Regions from separate parts of the Homo sapiens genome. Here all the other regions are linked to region 1. Evidence: read pairs that join two places in POLR2A ChIA-PET (ENCODE). Cell type or tissue: PC-9. All regions are shown on one strand. Region 1 has its middle 99 kb from the start of MIR11400. Region 2 has its middle 46 kb from the start of PRSS58. Region 3 has its middle 13 kb from the start of PRSS2.

Region 1 (2,500 bases):
TTTCTTTATTTTCATAAGAAAAGCCAAGTTTATAATTAATAGTATCTGAAGTTTGTAAAATGAAAAAGTTAATGCATACTTATATAGAATCCTGGAATATCATTAATCACCATCTTCCCTTCAATGGGACTCCTCTTTCTTAAAATGTAATGAAGATTCTTAGAGACAGTGTCAGTTTTTCATATAATTTCTGCAATATTCTAAGCAATTGTGTCTTCATAGTCAGAATTGATAACCAATGCTATAAAGTATCCTAACTCTAAGGCTGGAATTTGCAAATACTCTTTTGGAGCAAATAAAATTGTGTTGTAGTAATATTCATCCAGTCTCATGATCCTGAAAAAACAAATTATTCAGCATAACCACACTTTCCACAGCCACATTTTTAGAGATTTGATGAGACTGGAACATCATCAAAGATGCTTCTCAGAAATCAACCTAAAAAACTGAAATAAAAATTAGTTAAGCTCAGTAATGGAATCTTATCATCCTTTCTGAGTAAAAGATATTGTGTGTGCAGGAACAGAAAACCAAACACCACATGTTCTCATTCATAAGTGGGAGTTGAACAATGAGAACACATGGACATAGGGAGGGGAACATCACACACCGGGGCCTGTCGGGGGGTTGGGGGAAGGGGAGGGAGAGCATTAGGACAAATCCCTAATGCACGCGGGGCTTAAAGCCTAGATGACAGGTTGATGGGTACAGCAAACCACCGAGGCACATGTATACTTATGTAACAAACCTGCACGTTCTGCACATGTATCCCAGAACTTAAAGTAAAATAAAAAAAAAAAAACCCAAGATATTGTGTGTGTGTGTGTGTGTGTGTGTGTGTGTGTGTGTGTTTGTGTGTGTGTTTGTGTGTGTTTTCTGTGGAGACTCAGCCGCATGGAAATAGTTTCTCAGGGTGGCATTACTAAGAGGTGTTGGGTCATTGGCAGAGCTCCTAGGTACTTCTGGGTAAAGAAAGGAAATATCAGACCCAATTGAATCTGCCTAAGTTATATACAGCTCATAGGGTCGTTTATTTCAAGATTTTTTAAAATTCAGAAATAAATTTGTAAAATTGAAAAATCCTCTTTATAGAATGTGCTATCTAAAATCTGGGAATAATAAATCTAAATATAGGCCAGACGCGGTGGTTTACACCTGTAATCCCAGCACTTTGGGAGGCCGAGGCGGGTGGATCACGAGATCGAGAGATCGAGACCATCCTGGCCAACATGGTGAAACTCCGTCTCTACTAAAAATACAAAAATTAGCTGGGCATGGTGACAGGCACCTGTAGTCCCAGCTGCTCAGGAGGCTGAGGCAGGAGAATGGCTTGAACCCAGGAGGTGGAGGTTGCAGTGAGCTGAGATTGCGCCACTGCACTCCAGCCTGGGTGACAGAGCAAAACAGCGTCTCAAAAAAAAAAAAAAAAAAAAAAAAAAGTCTAAATACAAAGTGTGAAAAGGTGTGGCTCTGATTATTCAAAGGGAGCTCTGGAATGTCGTGTTTCCAGTCTGGATCTGCTTGATATCCTCACACTGTTTCACCCTGTGGCCTGTATAATTCTGGCTCCTCTCTTCCATCTTAGGATACTCATTGCAATGATGTAGCAGCAGTTTATTGTGCAATCAAGATGTGCCCTTTTGTTTTCACTGGCCAAGGGTGAATTTGAAGTTCCACCCTAAGTCAACCCTTCTGGGAAAGCAATAGAGAGTGTGTGTGTGAGAGGGTGTGGGTTGCAGGGGTTGGTGTAGGGGCATCTCTGCTCCTGACTTAGACAATGCTGAGCTCATCAGGTCAGAAGGTGTGAATCCATGAGACTGGAACTTTGGCCACTTGGAGGTGCTGTGGCTCCACAAAGCTGTGGGGAACCCTGGGGAGGGGTGGAGGGTGACCCAGGAGAGGACGGCTGAAGGGAATGCTTGGCTGCGTGCTGGCATCAGGAGGCGGTTGGAATTCAGAGTAGGTCCTGGGACTGCCCAGGGCAAGGTAGGCACACCAGGGACCTCAGTTTGCATCAAGGAGAGAATGTCTTTGCCTCTGCATGGGCAGTGGAGGGTGAAGAGGCTGGGGCAGCAAGGGCTGGGAGTCAGTGCCAAGAAAGTGACAGGGGTTGTCAGAGAAAAATAAGGTGGGATATGGGCATGTGGAGACTGTGTTCCACCTGCCCCACTTTTAATTTCAGGGTTGTGTAGGACAGGAATGGTGCAGGAAGCAGCAGAGCCTGGGGTCTGACAATGGGTAGAGCAGGCAGGGGTGGCCTGCAGGGAGAGTTACTGGGAAAGGCCGGTTTCCCAAGGAAATGCCTGAAACATTCCTGCCCCACTCAGGAAATGACCATGAGGTGGGTGCTGCCAGACAGAGGGGTTCAGGCCCTGCAGAGCTGACAGGCCTTTCCCAGGCACTCCCTGCTGCTTCTACATGTGATCTGCTTTAATGCCCACTGATATCAGGTAGGGTAAATATGATTTTACCTGTTTATACATATGGGGGAAGCAGCTGT
Region 2 (2,500 bases), 72 kb before region 1:
GGCACGTGATTTTGTTTTCTCATACAACTAGTAATTTACTTGAATGCCGGATATTGTATATAAAAACTATAGAGATAATTTGAGGCTCTGAATGATTTCATCTTCCTCAAATGATTCACTTTTGCTTCTGCTGGGATTGTAGCAGGGGCGGATCACCTTAATTGAGCTGATGAATGAGCTGGATCAGACCTGAGCTTCAGCCTGCATGATGGCTGCTCGCCTTTGCTCTTAGCCATGTAAGTTCCAACTAGATGTCTGAAGTTTAACAGCTAAATCAAATTGTAAATTACATAACATAATATTTGCCCATTGCAAGCATGCAATTCAATGAATTTTGATAAATTTGTGGAGTTGTGCAACAATCACCATGATCCAGCTCTAAAACATTTCATCTTTCCCCACCCGGAAAGTTCCTTCATGCTCATTTTCAGTCAATCCCTGCTTCTACCCCCAGCACCAAGGACTGGGGTCTTTGCCAGGCTCCTCTCCTATTCAGTAGTCACTGAACGTAAATGTTCTCCAGACCAGAAAGGTGGTGGATGCTCCTCAAAGCCTGCTACACTCTCAGTCTTCCCTTTTCTTCTCAGCTACTTAGCCAACGATATAAAACTGGCAAATGACTTAAGGCGAAAGTGGTCTGTTAGATCTCTCCTTTCTCGTTGAGATCCCAATCCCTTAAGTTCTTACTGCCTCAGTAGCTCCAAGTGCCTTCAAACGTTTATTTTTATATTTTGTTAAGTTTTTCTAGTTGTTTTTGGTGGGAGTGTTGTTCTGCAAAAAATCAGTCTATTAACTCTGAAAGCCAGTTTCTATATTTATTAAAGGTGAGGTGCAATGTTTTATGTTTTTATTTTAGGTAGAAGTATCTTGAAGAAAGGAAGGAGTGAACCTCTCTGCCTTCCCTTTTTTTTTTTCTTTTTGAGACAGATTCTCACTCTGTCACCCAGGCTGGAGTGCAGTGGGGCGATCTCAGCTCACTGTAACCTCTGCCTCCGGGGTTCAAGCGATTCTCCTGCCTCAGCCTCCGGAGTAGCTGGGATTACAGGCGTGCACCACCACACCCAGCTAATTTTTGTATTTTTAGTAGAGATGGGGTTTCACCATGTTGGCCAGGATAGTCTTGGCCTCTTGACCTCATGATTCGCCCGCCTCGGCCTCCCAAAGTGTTGGGATTACAGGCATGAGCCTCCATTCCCGGCCAGATTATCTCTATTTCTAAGAGTTCTATTACCCTTCTGCCTTTGGTCCACCATGGGACAGAGTCTTGACACGTTTGACCTTTTACCACAAGGAGGAGCTGTGACTCTACTGAGATTAAGGGAACTCAGAGGAAGGGCAGAGCATTCTCAGGATGGGAGACAGTTAAAAGAAATATTGGGTTTATTTACAACAGGGGAAAATGTGGTCTGCAGAAGCTGTGTTAATGCTGAAATGTGAGAGGATAAATATAGACTATTCATTTGCCTTGCTGTGCAGGTGCTTTTGATCTAGCAAAGAGCCTAGACTGCCAGATTTGTTGCATGTGAACCTGCATGGGATGAGAAAGGGAGAGAATTTGAGCTGGGAAAGAGCAGAGCTCACAAGCAGATGCCAGTGGAGGAACTCTTCCTGAGAGGAATAAGAGAGGCTCTGGATGCTGGGCCTCTTCTCCAGTTCAATCCTGCCATGAAATGACTTCCTGGAACCTGGGCAGTGAGCCTGACAAATCAGGGCTTCCTTGAGGGATCTTGCAAAGAGAGTAATTACCAAGGGAAATCTACCTATCAGACCAAAGAATACCTGGAGCACCATTCTCCTGACTCTAAATGATGAAAAACCTAAGCTAGAAAGGGTTTTTTTTTTTCTTTTTCCTCTTCTGAATGTTCCTCTAAGTTCTTGGAGTGAGGGCTTCTTCGAAGGATAGGAAACCTGTCTCCTGGGTCTGAGCTAATGGTTCTATCAAAACAGCCTCACCAGACTCCCTTCCAGCTTCCAGCTTCAATATCTATCCCTGTCTACCAAGACCCATGGAAGCTAGACTTGTCCAGATATCAAAAGATGATGCCAAACACCTGGAGATGGGAAAGAAGGTGGCGTGGACAGACCTCCAGGATGCACATCTGAAACAGGCTCTTCATTTTGTTTTGACTACAGCCTCCTGTTTCGCCTTTTCAAAAAGCATTTGGAATTTCCCTTACTTCTTGGAAATCCAAAAATACAGCAAAGATACATTTTCTATAGGCTCTAGTTATTCAGTAGGAGGGAGCTTCAGAATATCTCTATACTCTACTATGCATATTCTAGCATGCTGCCCGGAAGTGAAAGTCTAGCCAAACAGTTTAACAGGAAAACCGTTAGCTGTCCTGTGGAGGTTAATTTTGCAGTTTATTTTGGAATGGAACAAAAGAAGGTATTGAAGATAGGAATCTCATTTCTATATGCTAGAATCTAAATTTCTTAACTTTCTGTAGTATGGGCCATTTTCAAATCAGCTAAAGTCCTAAAACCAGACTATGGGAAA
Region 3 (2,500 bases), 410 kb after region 1:
ACCCAACGGATCAGCACTCCCGACTCACTGCTTTCCCCTCCGCCCACCAAATTATCCTCTAAAACTCGGATCCTCGAATTCCCGGGGAGACGGCAAGATTTGATTTGAGTAATAGTAAAACTCCAGTCTCCCACACAGTCTGCTCTGGGTGAATTACTCTTTCTCTATGTCAATTCCCCTGTCTTGATAAATCGGTTCTGTCTATACAGCAGGCAAGGTGAACCTATTGGGCAGTTACGATATCTCTCTGAAAACAAGTCACTATTTTTTGTTTGTTTTTGTTTTTGTTTTGTTTTTGAGACAGAGTCTCTCTCTGTCGCCAGGCTGGAGTGCAATGGTGCGATCTCGGCTCACTGCAACCTCCGCCTCCCGGGTTCAAGCTATTCTCCTGCCTCAGCCTCCCAAGTAGCTGGGATTACAGGCAAGCGCCACCACGCCCGGCTAATTTTTTGTATTTTTAGTAGAGACAGGGTTTCACCATGTTAGCCAGGCTGGTCTCGAACTCCTGACCTCAGGTGATCCACCCGCGTCCGCCTCCCAAAGTGCTGGGATTACAGACGTGAGCCACCGCGCCCGGCTTCAGTCACTAACATTTTTACTGACTCTTCTGGCACCATGATTAACCCCGACACGCACTATCGCATGCAATTCTCACAACCCCATGAGGTAGGTATTATTATTGCTCCTAGCTTACAGATAAAGAGACAGAGTTTAAGAGGTTTAGCCACGCTACGGGGCTGCTGGGAGCCCGGCAGTCTGGCCACAGGAGGTCGGTTTCACGGAAGGGCAGGATGTGGCGGCATCTCCTGAATTTAAGGAGTCTTGGGGGCGCGGTGCTTCTCTGTCATTGGGCAACTCATTTTAGCCTCTTGGGGTTTCAGTTCCTCAACTGAGAACAAGGAATTTAGGTTGAAATGAACATGCTGGAAAGCTTTCAAGAATTGCACACGTGAAATGCTCTTTGCGTGTCTCCCGGTCTCCCACCCGCCCCCGACACAGAGGCGCAGGAGTAACCCTGCTCCCTTCCGCGTCCTCGCCCCACCACGAGCTGCGCATTCTTCTCGCCCCCTCAAGTGGCCGAGCTCAGATTGCAGTTACTTAGGTCTAAAAAAATAAGGAAAGGCTGCCCCCTGCTGCCCACATGGATGCATGACCCCAACCTGATACCTGCCTAACTGGTCTTCCTAGCTTTTATGGAAAAAACGCTGCATATGAGCTTGGGCATACCGTCCAGAGAGGCAAAACTGGGACAAACTCCATCGGAATTCTAAAAAACCATGATGCCAAGACAGAGTGGCATTATTATTTATAAGGCCAGTAGGGATGAGGGCCCCCACTAGGTGATTAAAAGACACTAACTTAGAGGATGAATTATTGATAAGTAAACGAGGTGAGTAAGGCAGGAAAACATGCAGAAATAGATCAAAATAAACTGAATATTTCAATTAGGAAAGGTACTGGCAAGAGGCTTTGACACAATCCAATGGATGAAAGCAATCAACTTTTTTTTTTTTTTTTTTTTGACAGAGTCTCACTCTGTCGCCCAGGCTGGAGTGCAGTGACTCAATCTCGGCTCACTGCAACCTCCACCTCATGGGTTCAAGCGATTCTCCTCCCTCAGCCTCCCGAGTAGCTGGGACTACAGGCGCACACCACCATGCCCGGCTAATTTTTTTGTATTTTTAGTAGAGACAGGGTTTCACCGTGTTAGCCAGGATGGTCTCGAACTCCTGACCTCATGATTCGCCCTCCTCGGCCTCCCAAAGTGCTGAGATTACAGGCGTGAGCCACTGCACCTGGCTGCAATCAACTTTTTATGCAGGCATTTGGTAGCATGTTGCGAGGTCCATCACTATTAATGCCGTGAATATACCAAATCCTCTTTTTCTTTCTTCCCTAAGTTCTAAGGGCCATGCCCTGGCACCAAACTTATGGCAGTCCTAGACTACCCTCTGATGTTCACCATGGCTTACCTCTGCCCTGTTCTAGTTGGGGACAAGCTGTGGGTCCCAAGCCTGGCATTGTAACAGAAACGCCCAGGGTAATTTTCTGTTTGTTTATTTAAATAAATAAATAAGTAAACTCAGTCTTGGAGATTTTAACTCAATAGGTCATGAAGACTACTCAGAAATCTACATTTTTCACAGTTGTCCAAGTGATTAAGTCCTCACTGAGCAAATTCAGGACAAGGAAACAACTTCTTACATAAATTCTACATAACTTCATACATAACTTCACACATAAACTTCTTTGGCAAAAAAAATGACTTTGTAAATTAAACAAGTAGGTTTTTAAAGTAGCATATTTTATTTAAAGCCAAATTTTCTTGATTTTTAAAATTAACTTAAGTTTGACTTTCAATAGACAATAGAGCTATATGACTCTAAAATGGAAACAACCCAGTAACGTTGACACTGGGAAATGTAACTTTTACTTCCGCTCTGTTTCTGTCTACTCCACCCATTCTTTCTTTTCTTTTTTTTTTTTTTTTTTTTTTTTT

The links. Peaks named below come from ENCODE experiments on the same cell type or tissue, not always from the same donor. Only the 100,000 strongest peaks of a DNase experiment are listed, where the experiment ranks them.
Region 2: POLR2A ChIA-PET joins it to region 1 with 31 read pairs; 3 of 35 experiments call an interaction of 5 or more read pairs at or near these places.
Region 3: POLR2A ChIA-PET joins it to region 1 with 22 read pairs; 8 of 35 experiments call an interaction of 5 or more read pairs at or near these places.

Annotation. Positions count from the first base shown.
Region 1 is chr7:142,374,249-142,376,748 of GRCh38, forward strand. It overlaps TRB. Among named protein-coding and RNA genes, the nearest start is that of MIR11400, 99 kb to the right of the region's middle. In PC-9, CTCF peaks have their summits at 1,833 (motif pointing right) and 2,038; a DNase peak (open chromatin) is centred at 1,553; H3K4me3 peaks cover 497 bases; H3K27ac peaks cover 2,500 bases.
Region 2 is chr7:142,302,473-142,304,972 of GRCh38, forward strand. It overlaps TRB. Among named protein-coding and RNA genes, the nearest start is that of PRSS58, 46 kb to the left of the region's middle. In PC-9, CTCF peaks have their summits at 1,268 (motif pointing right) and 1,473; a DNase peak (open chromatin) is centred at 1,299.
Region 3 is chr7:142,782,373-142,784,872 of GRCh38, forward strand. It overlaps TRB. Among named protein-coding and RNA genes, the nearest start is that of PRSS2, 13 kb to the left of the region's middle. In PC-9, a CTCF peak has its summit at 1,114 (motif pointing left); a DNase peak (open chromatin) is centred at 1,149; H3K4me3 peaks cover 568 bases.